Linked DNA regions of Homo sapiens: region 1 is linked to region 2. Evidence: chromatin contacts called from ENCODE Hi-C or POLR2A ChIA-PET data. All regions are on one chromosome and are shown on one strand. The core of a region is the stretch at or near the end of the contact, and the rest is flanking DNA. Distances in the headings are between cores, read along the strand shown.

The links. A loop is a pair of places that touch in the nucleus more often than their neighbours do. ChIA-PET counts read pairs that join two places held with the same protein, here RNA polymerase II (POLR2A). Pooled maps may share reads with other maps.
Region 1: a pooled map shows a loop between it and region 2 (6-fold over the local background). The contact joins the promoter of PRPSAP2 here to the promoter of SHMT1 in region 2. A Hi-C loop is called at or near these places in 2 of 37 single-sample maps with no recorded cell type and 9 of 50 pooled maps. POLR2A ChIA-PET finds 5 or more read pairs at or near these places in 1 of 52 experiments (activated CD4-positive, alpha-beta T cell).

What each region holds. Positions count from the first base shown.
Region 1 is chr17:18,856,255-18,859,974 of GRCh38, forward strand. PRPSAP2 (phosphoribosyl pyrophosphate synthetase associated protein 2) reads left to right here and starts at 1,877. Exons shown (of 12, transcript NM_002767.4): 1 at 1,877-2,007. RefSeq lists enhancers at 1-228, 1,656-2,228 and a silencer at 1,975-2,334.
Region 2 is chr17:18,361,810-18,365,380 of GRCh38, forward strand. SHMT1 (serine hydroxymethyltransferase 1) reads right to left here and starts at 1,741. Exons shown (of 12, transcript NM_004169.5): 1 at 1,563-1,741. RefSeq lists a silencer at 1,366-1,835.

The sequences.
Region 1 (3,720 bases), core at 627-3,126, 490 kb after region 2:
GCGAGCGGAGAGGGATGAACTTCTCTGACTGGCCAGATCCAGTCACATGCCAACATGTGACGCGTGGAATCTACGCCAGCCACAGCAGAGAGGTGGGGGTTGTGACCGGAGTTAGATGCCAGCGCAGAAGGGACGTGAGCCCAGCCGAGGTACCGCTGAAGAGGAATCAATTTTGGTATGCAGATAATCACTGGGCTCATGGGTCTTGCTCTTTACAAAGAGGTATGTCCCTGTAAAGTTGTCAGGCAAAGGAAATGTTTCAAACGACTCCATTTCACGAAGTCTCACCTAATTTACAATTCGTTAGTTGAGATGCTTGTATTCTTCGTTTCTAAAATAAGACGTTGAACCATAAAGACTCTAGCTAGCTCTGCAACCTCTGATGAATATTTCATGCCTCATTATTGTGAAAAATCCAAAGCAGAATTGGAGAGAAGATGTGGTATAGGGATTAGGTAAGTGAAGACTGGTGCAAAGCCTCCTGGGTCGAAATTCTGTCCACTGCTTTGTCATTGGAAAAGTTATTTAACGTCGTCGTCTCAGTTCCCACAACTATTAAAATGGAGAGGATAACAACACCTACCTTATGCTCTTGTGAGGATTAAATAAGTTACCGTTAATATATGTAAAGCACTTAAAAGAGGACCATGTGTTTGCTATTATTATGTTATACATACAATAAAGAGTAAACATTACCTAAGTTATAAAGAACTTAGGCAATGGATACCAAAAGTACTAATTCCTTTATAATAAAAGAAAAAAAGGCGACAAGGCAAATAACGATAATAACTGATAATGGCTGGGCGCGATGGCTCACGCCTGTAACCCCAGGACTTTAGGAGGCGGAGGCGGGCGGATCACTTGAGGTCAGGAGTTTGAGAACAGCCTGGCCAACATGGTGAAACCCTGTCTCTACTAAAAATACAAAAAATTAGTCGGGCGTGGTGGCGCACACCTGTAATCCCAGCTACTCGGGAGGCTGAGACAGGAGAATCGCTTGAACCCGGGAGACGAAGTTTGCAGTGAGCTGAGATCGCGCCGATGCACTCTAGCCTGGACAACAGAGCGAAACTCCGTCTCAAAACAAAAAACTAACAAACGAACAAAAAACTGATCATTTATTATACACCCAGAACTGTGCTTTTAGCACAGTTTTGTTTTGTTTTGTTTTGTTTTTGAGATGGACTCTTGCTCTGTCACCCAGGCTGGAGAGCAGTGGCGCGATCTCGGCTCACTGCAACCTCTGCCTCCCGGGTTCAAGCGATTCTCCTGCCTCAGCCTCCTGAGTAGCTGGGATTACAGGCGCGCACCACCACGCCTGGCTAATTTTTTTTTTTTGTATTTTTAGTAGAGATGGGGGTTTCACCATGTTGGTCAGGCTGGTCTCGAACTCCTGACCTCGTGATCCGCCCGCCTCAGCCTCGCAAAGTGCTGGAATTACAGGCGTGAACCACCGCGTCTGGCCGTATTGTCTCATTTAATCCTCACAACAGTCTTATGGAATGGGTGCTGCTATCTTTGTTTTTCAGATGAGGAAACAAGCTCAGAGGGTTGAAATGACTTGTCCAAGGTTACAGGCCAGTGGAGGCTTGAACCCAGGTATTTGTAATTCCAAATGTCATACTCTGTCCACATTCATTCCTTGTAACCTGCCTGGGCTGTCACAGTTGGTGTGGGGCTAGCAGCTCCCCAGGGACCAAAACAGGCGCATCCCCGCCCACCGCCCCGCCCATCGTGCCAGCCCGACTCCACCCCTGTGGCTACACCCACTGCCCCGCGCCTTACCCACTGGTGGGCCACGCCCACAGCCCCCAGCTAGGTGCCTCCGCTGTCCGGGCTCTAGTCCCGCCCTCGCCCCTCCCCGCCCACCGGCCTCGCAGTCACCGCGGACGCCAATCTTGTGCATGGAGTCGCCATTTTGCTCCTAGAGAGGCCGCCAGGAGACCCGGCGCTTTCTTCCTTCTGCAGCTGAGGCTGCGGCGGGGCCGGGGCTGGGGTCGGGGCCAGGTAGGCGGGCGGGAGCCAGTGGCGAGCGGCAGCGAGGGCTGGCTGGCTCCGGCATTGCGGGGCGCAGGTGCAAGGGGCGGGGAGCCCGCGGCGCCGGCAGGCGGACGGGTCGGGGTCCCTGGGTGGTGGCTGCTTGGGGGCTCACTGGGGCGATCTCGCGCCCGCGGCCCTTCCATTTTTCCCTCCCTTCTTCCTCTCCCGCCAGGGGTCGGCGGGGGCGGGGGACGGGCGTCCGGTGCCTGGGCTCTCTCCTCTCCCTGAGGCGCCGCTGGGGAGTCGAACCCTGATGATGGGACCTGTGGTGAGCAGCCCTGAAAGCAAGCCCAGACCCAGCCATTCTCCGTCCCTAAGCTGACACGGAGCCCCTGATTTTAATTTACCTGGCTTTGCTAGTTACGAATATATCTCTCACCTCCTAAAGGATGATTTTATCCAACTCAGAACTCACCCCAGCAGAGATTGAGGGGGAACCGTGATGAAATTTTTAAGTATTCTGCTTGATGATAATAATTTTTCTCTTATGTTAATGTTGGCTCCGTTTGGGTGTTTAGCTTTTGAAAGGAGTATGAAAATGCGGAATGGGGCTTTGGGGCTTGAGGTGTGATCTCTAGTGTTTAAAAAATTTAATTGCACAAATAGAAATAATTCACCCACATTATTGAACCCCACTAAAGCATATCCTTTTTGTCCATATTCCTTTCCTGCTGCCCTCGTGTGTACCATTATTACTCAGTTGTGATTTGAGCTCGTTCCACTTAAAGTCATTCATAGATACTTTTGCGTCGTGTTGAATATTTATTGAATTTCTATTCTGTGTTTTACTTAATTACTTTATTATGGAACCTTTACACAGGTCTGGTGTACTTGTTCTTTGAAAAGTCTTATGTTGACCACCATCACTGAGCATATAGCTTTTTCCTTATTTCCTTGGGATAATTACCCGAAGTGGAAATACCGAATCAAACTTCTGTTTTCTTTCTTTGGCACTATTATATAAATTGTTTTCCAAACAAGGCATGTTTACAATAGACATTTTTCAAAATCTGGGTATTTGTCCTATTTTGCTCTCTGTATGCAGAATTCAGCGGGGTGCCAAGTCGTTTTCTGTGTGGGTTGAGAGACAGGCTGTGCAGCCCACTGTTGCATAGGACTAACTACTACAAATCATGCTGAGACCGAGCTATTTTTGCTGCTTAGAGGCTTTGCAGCCTTGAGTAAGTTTCTTCATCTGGAAACCTAGCTTCCCTGTCTAAAATGGGTCTCATTCTAGTGCTTGCTTCACTGGGTTGTCATAAGCATTGTGAACACTCAGATGTTAGGCATGAGTTAACATTGTGTTGGAGAGATAAGCAGAGCCTGGGATCATACAGGAGTGGAAGAGTAATTCGGTTTAGAATTTGCCCTTCAAATTCTCATCAATATTGATATTAAAAACAGATTTCCTTGGAGTGAGGCACATCACTAATAAACATACATAATAAGTTTTTTTATTTTTATTTTTTTTGCAGAGTCTTGCTCTGTCTCCCGGGCTGGAGAGCAGTGGCGCGATCTCAGCTCACTGCAACCTCTGCCTCCCGGGTTCAAGCGATTCTCCTGCCTCAGCCTCCTGAGTAGCTGGGATTACAGGCATGCGCCACCACGCCCGGCTAATTTTTTGTATTTTTAGTAGAGACAGGGTGTCACCACGTTTGTCAGGTTGGTCTCAAACTCCTG
Region 2 (3,571 bases), core at 491-2,990:
GAATCTTAGGGACATCTTCATTAACATTCAGTAATACCTGGTAAGTCCCCCAGCCAACACAGCTCACTGCAACATCAGTCATTACAACATTGGATATTTCTGTAGAGGCACTGTTGCTCATGTGTGGCATGATCCTCAACGTCAGGGAAAAAGACCTAGTAAGTGAAGTCACCTGCAAGGTCACCAGCCTCCCCATGCCTCCAAATCTTACCTGGGCCTCTGTCACATAAGAGGATCCAGCCAAGGATCTGCTCAGGGAACTAACTTGTTGCACATCTTCTATCTCACACACATTTTGTGTTCTCTTCTTTACAGAAGAGGAAATTGAGGCCCAGGGAGCTAACTTGTCTAAAGCCATATAAGAGCCAGAATCTGAACAATGGTTTCTCTTCAGTTCCAAGGCCTTGTCCCAGGACATTGCACTAAATAAAAACACAATTACCCACTTCCGTTCCAAGTTCCCCCAAGTAATAAATTTACGTTATTTCTTTTCTTTTTTTTCTTTTCTTTCTCTCTCTTTCTTTCTTTTGAGATAGAGTCTCACTCTGTCACTCAGGCTGGAGTGCAGTGGCGTGATCTCCGCTCACTGCAACCTCCACCTCCCGGGTTCAAGCGATTCTCCTGCCTCAGCCTTCCGAGTAGCTGGGATTATAGGTGTGTGCCACCATGGGCAGCCAGGTTTTTTTGTATTTTTAGTACAGACGGGGTTTCACCATGTTGGCCAGGCTGGTCTCCAACTACTAACCTCAAGTGATCCGCCCACCTCGGCCTCCCAAAATGCTGGGATTACAGGCATGAGCCACCGCGCCCGGCCTACAATGTTATTTCTGCAAGAACCTAAACTGGTGTTTCCAGTCTATTCTCTGGGTAACTGCCCGATTGAAGGCCCGCATCTGTGCTGACCTCAGCTGGACCAAGGGTCACTTAACTCCCGGAATCTCGAAGCCAAGGCACCGGGCCAAGAACTTCACAGTGCAACATTTGTCTCCTAGAACAGGGGGTGGCAGATTGCGGGCAACAGGAAGAGCTCATTCCCCACAGGGATCTGGTGGCACGGGCCAAAAGTGGAGCGACCCTGCGCGCAGCCTTTAGGGGCGCAGGCTTTGAGAACCCGGGTTCTATTCCGGGCTCTGCCATTTAAGTTGCCTCCTTTCTCAGGGCCCCACCACCTTCCTCACCTGTAAAATGGGGGAAACAGTAGCACTTGACTTGCAGCTTTGTTGTGAAGGAGCTAGGATTGTTTAAATCGAAAATGCTCAACGAGAAAAGTGTTCAGTGGAGAGCTACTACTCACATCCCCGATAAGCCTTCGCATTCTTGCCAAAGGCCACGGGCCGCCACCCCATCATACCGAATGTGCCTGGAACTGGGGCGCTGCGGCTGGCCGCCGCCCGATCCCCAGCCCAGGCGCGACCCAAGCGCTCCCCTCCCGTCATTGCGGCTGCAGAGGGTGGGGTACGGCGGGGGACAGCGAGGACGCCGAAGCACCCCCCGGGCTCTGGGACGCCGCGGCCCTCGGACCCGAAGCCGCCCACCTACCGGAACACGGCCCGCGCACGTACCTAGCGACGCCTCCGTCCTACGCCGCCGCCGGTGCCACCAGTCCCAGACCCGCTGACCCAACGCCCCGCGCACCGCCGCGGGCCAGCCACGTGACCAGCCGCTCCAACCCCAAACCCCGAACTTGGCGCTGGACCGCTCGAGCTCAGGAAGGTGCACTCTGCGCGCCAGGCTTGGGCTTGGCCCCGCCCCCGGAGGCGCCCAATCAGAGAGCGCAGCCAAGCATGGGCCGCCACCAAACGCACCCGCGCTATTGGCTGCGGCGCAGCGGCGGGCAGGGCCTGTTTCTCCGGGGCGGGCCGGAGGCCGCGTAGTGCAGCTGCGCACCTGGGGCAGGGACCTGCAGAACTGACCCGCTTTGGCTGCAGGGCTGGTGTGTGGACCAAGATTTCCAGGAAGACTACACAGGGCCTTCCTCACTTAAGCCTGTCGCTTGGGCCGTGGGATTATGAGTGAATTTTGTTCATGGTACTACTTTTAGTTTGCAGGGTGGTCATTTAAAGTAGGACAAATGTGCGTCCAAACTGCAACATTATTACTCTGTAGGTGTATAATCCAAGAGCAGACACTTTATTATTATTATTTTTGTTATTTTTTATTTTTATTTTTTTGAGACAGGGTCTCACTCTGTCCCCCAGGTTGAAGTAGAGATGGGGGTCTAACTATGTTGCCTCCCAGGAGGCGGAGGTTGCAGTGAGTCGAGATCGCGCCACTGCACTCCAGCCTGGGGGACGGAGCGAGACAACGTCTCAAGAAGAATAAAATAAGATAAATAAAATACTGACACACAATAAGGACTCAATGAACATTACCTATTGTTAAGAATGATAAAAACCGGGGCCACATGTCAGGACCACCTGAGGCTGCGTCATAAATTTTTTTATTTGTCAAATGATAACAATAATTATTATAAGAATGATAAAAACCGGGCGCAGTGGCTCACCCCTGTAATTCCAGCACTTTGGGAGGCCGAGGCAGATGGCTTGAGCCTAGGAGTTCAAGACCAGCCTGGGCAAAATGGTGAAACCTTGTCTCTACAAATAATTTTAAAATTAGCTGGGTGTGGTGGCAGTCGCCTGTAGTCCCAGCTACTTGGGGGGCTGAATGGGAGGATCACTTGAGCCTGGGAGGCAGAGGTTGCAGTAAGCAATGATCTTGCCTCTGTACTCCAGCCTGGGCAACAGAGTGAGACCCTCATCATCTCGAAAAACAAACAAACAAAAAATACAAAAAAAACTTTTTTTTTTTTTTGAGACAGAGTCTTGCTCTGTCGCCCAGGCTGGAGTGCAGTGGCGCGATCTCGGCTCACTGCAAGCTCCACCTCCCGGGTTCACGTCATTCTCCTGCTTCAGCCTCCTGAGTAGCTGGGACTACAGGCCTCCGCCACCACGCCTGGCTAATTTTTTTTTATTTTTGAGACGGAGTCTCCCTCTCTTGCCCAGGCTGGAGTGCTGTGGCGCGATCTAGGCCCACTGCGAGCTCTGCCTCCTGGGTTCATGCCATTCTCCTGCCTCAGCCTCCCGAGTAGCTGGGACTACAGGAGCCCACCACCACGCCTGGCTAATTTTTTGTATTTTCAGTAGAGACAGGGTTTCACCATGTTAGCCAGGATGGTCTTGATCTCCTGACCTTGTGATCCACCTGCCTCAGCCTGCCAAAGTGCTAGGATTACAGGCGTGAGCCACCACACCCGGCTAATTTTTGTATGTTTAGTAGAGATAGGGTTTCACCATATTGGCTAGGCTGGTCTTGAACTCCTGATCTCAAGTGATCCATCCTCCTCGGCCTCCCAAAGTGCTGGGATAACAGGCAAGAGCCACTGCGCCTGGCCAACATAGTGAGTGTTTTTGTTTTTTGTTTTTGTTTTATTTATTTATTTATTTGAGATGGAGTCTCGCTCTGTCACCCAGGCTGGAGTGCAGTGATGCGATCTTGGCTCCCTGCAACCTCTGCCTCTCTGGTTCAAGCAATTCTCCTGCATCGGCTTCCCGAGTAGCTGGGACTACAGGCG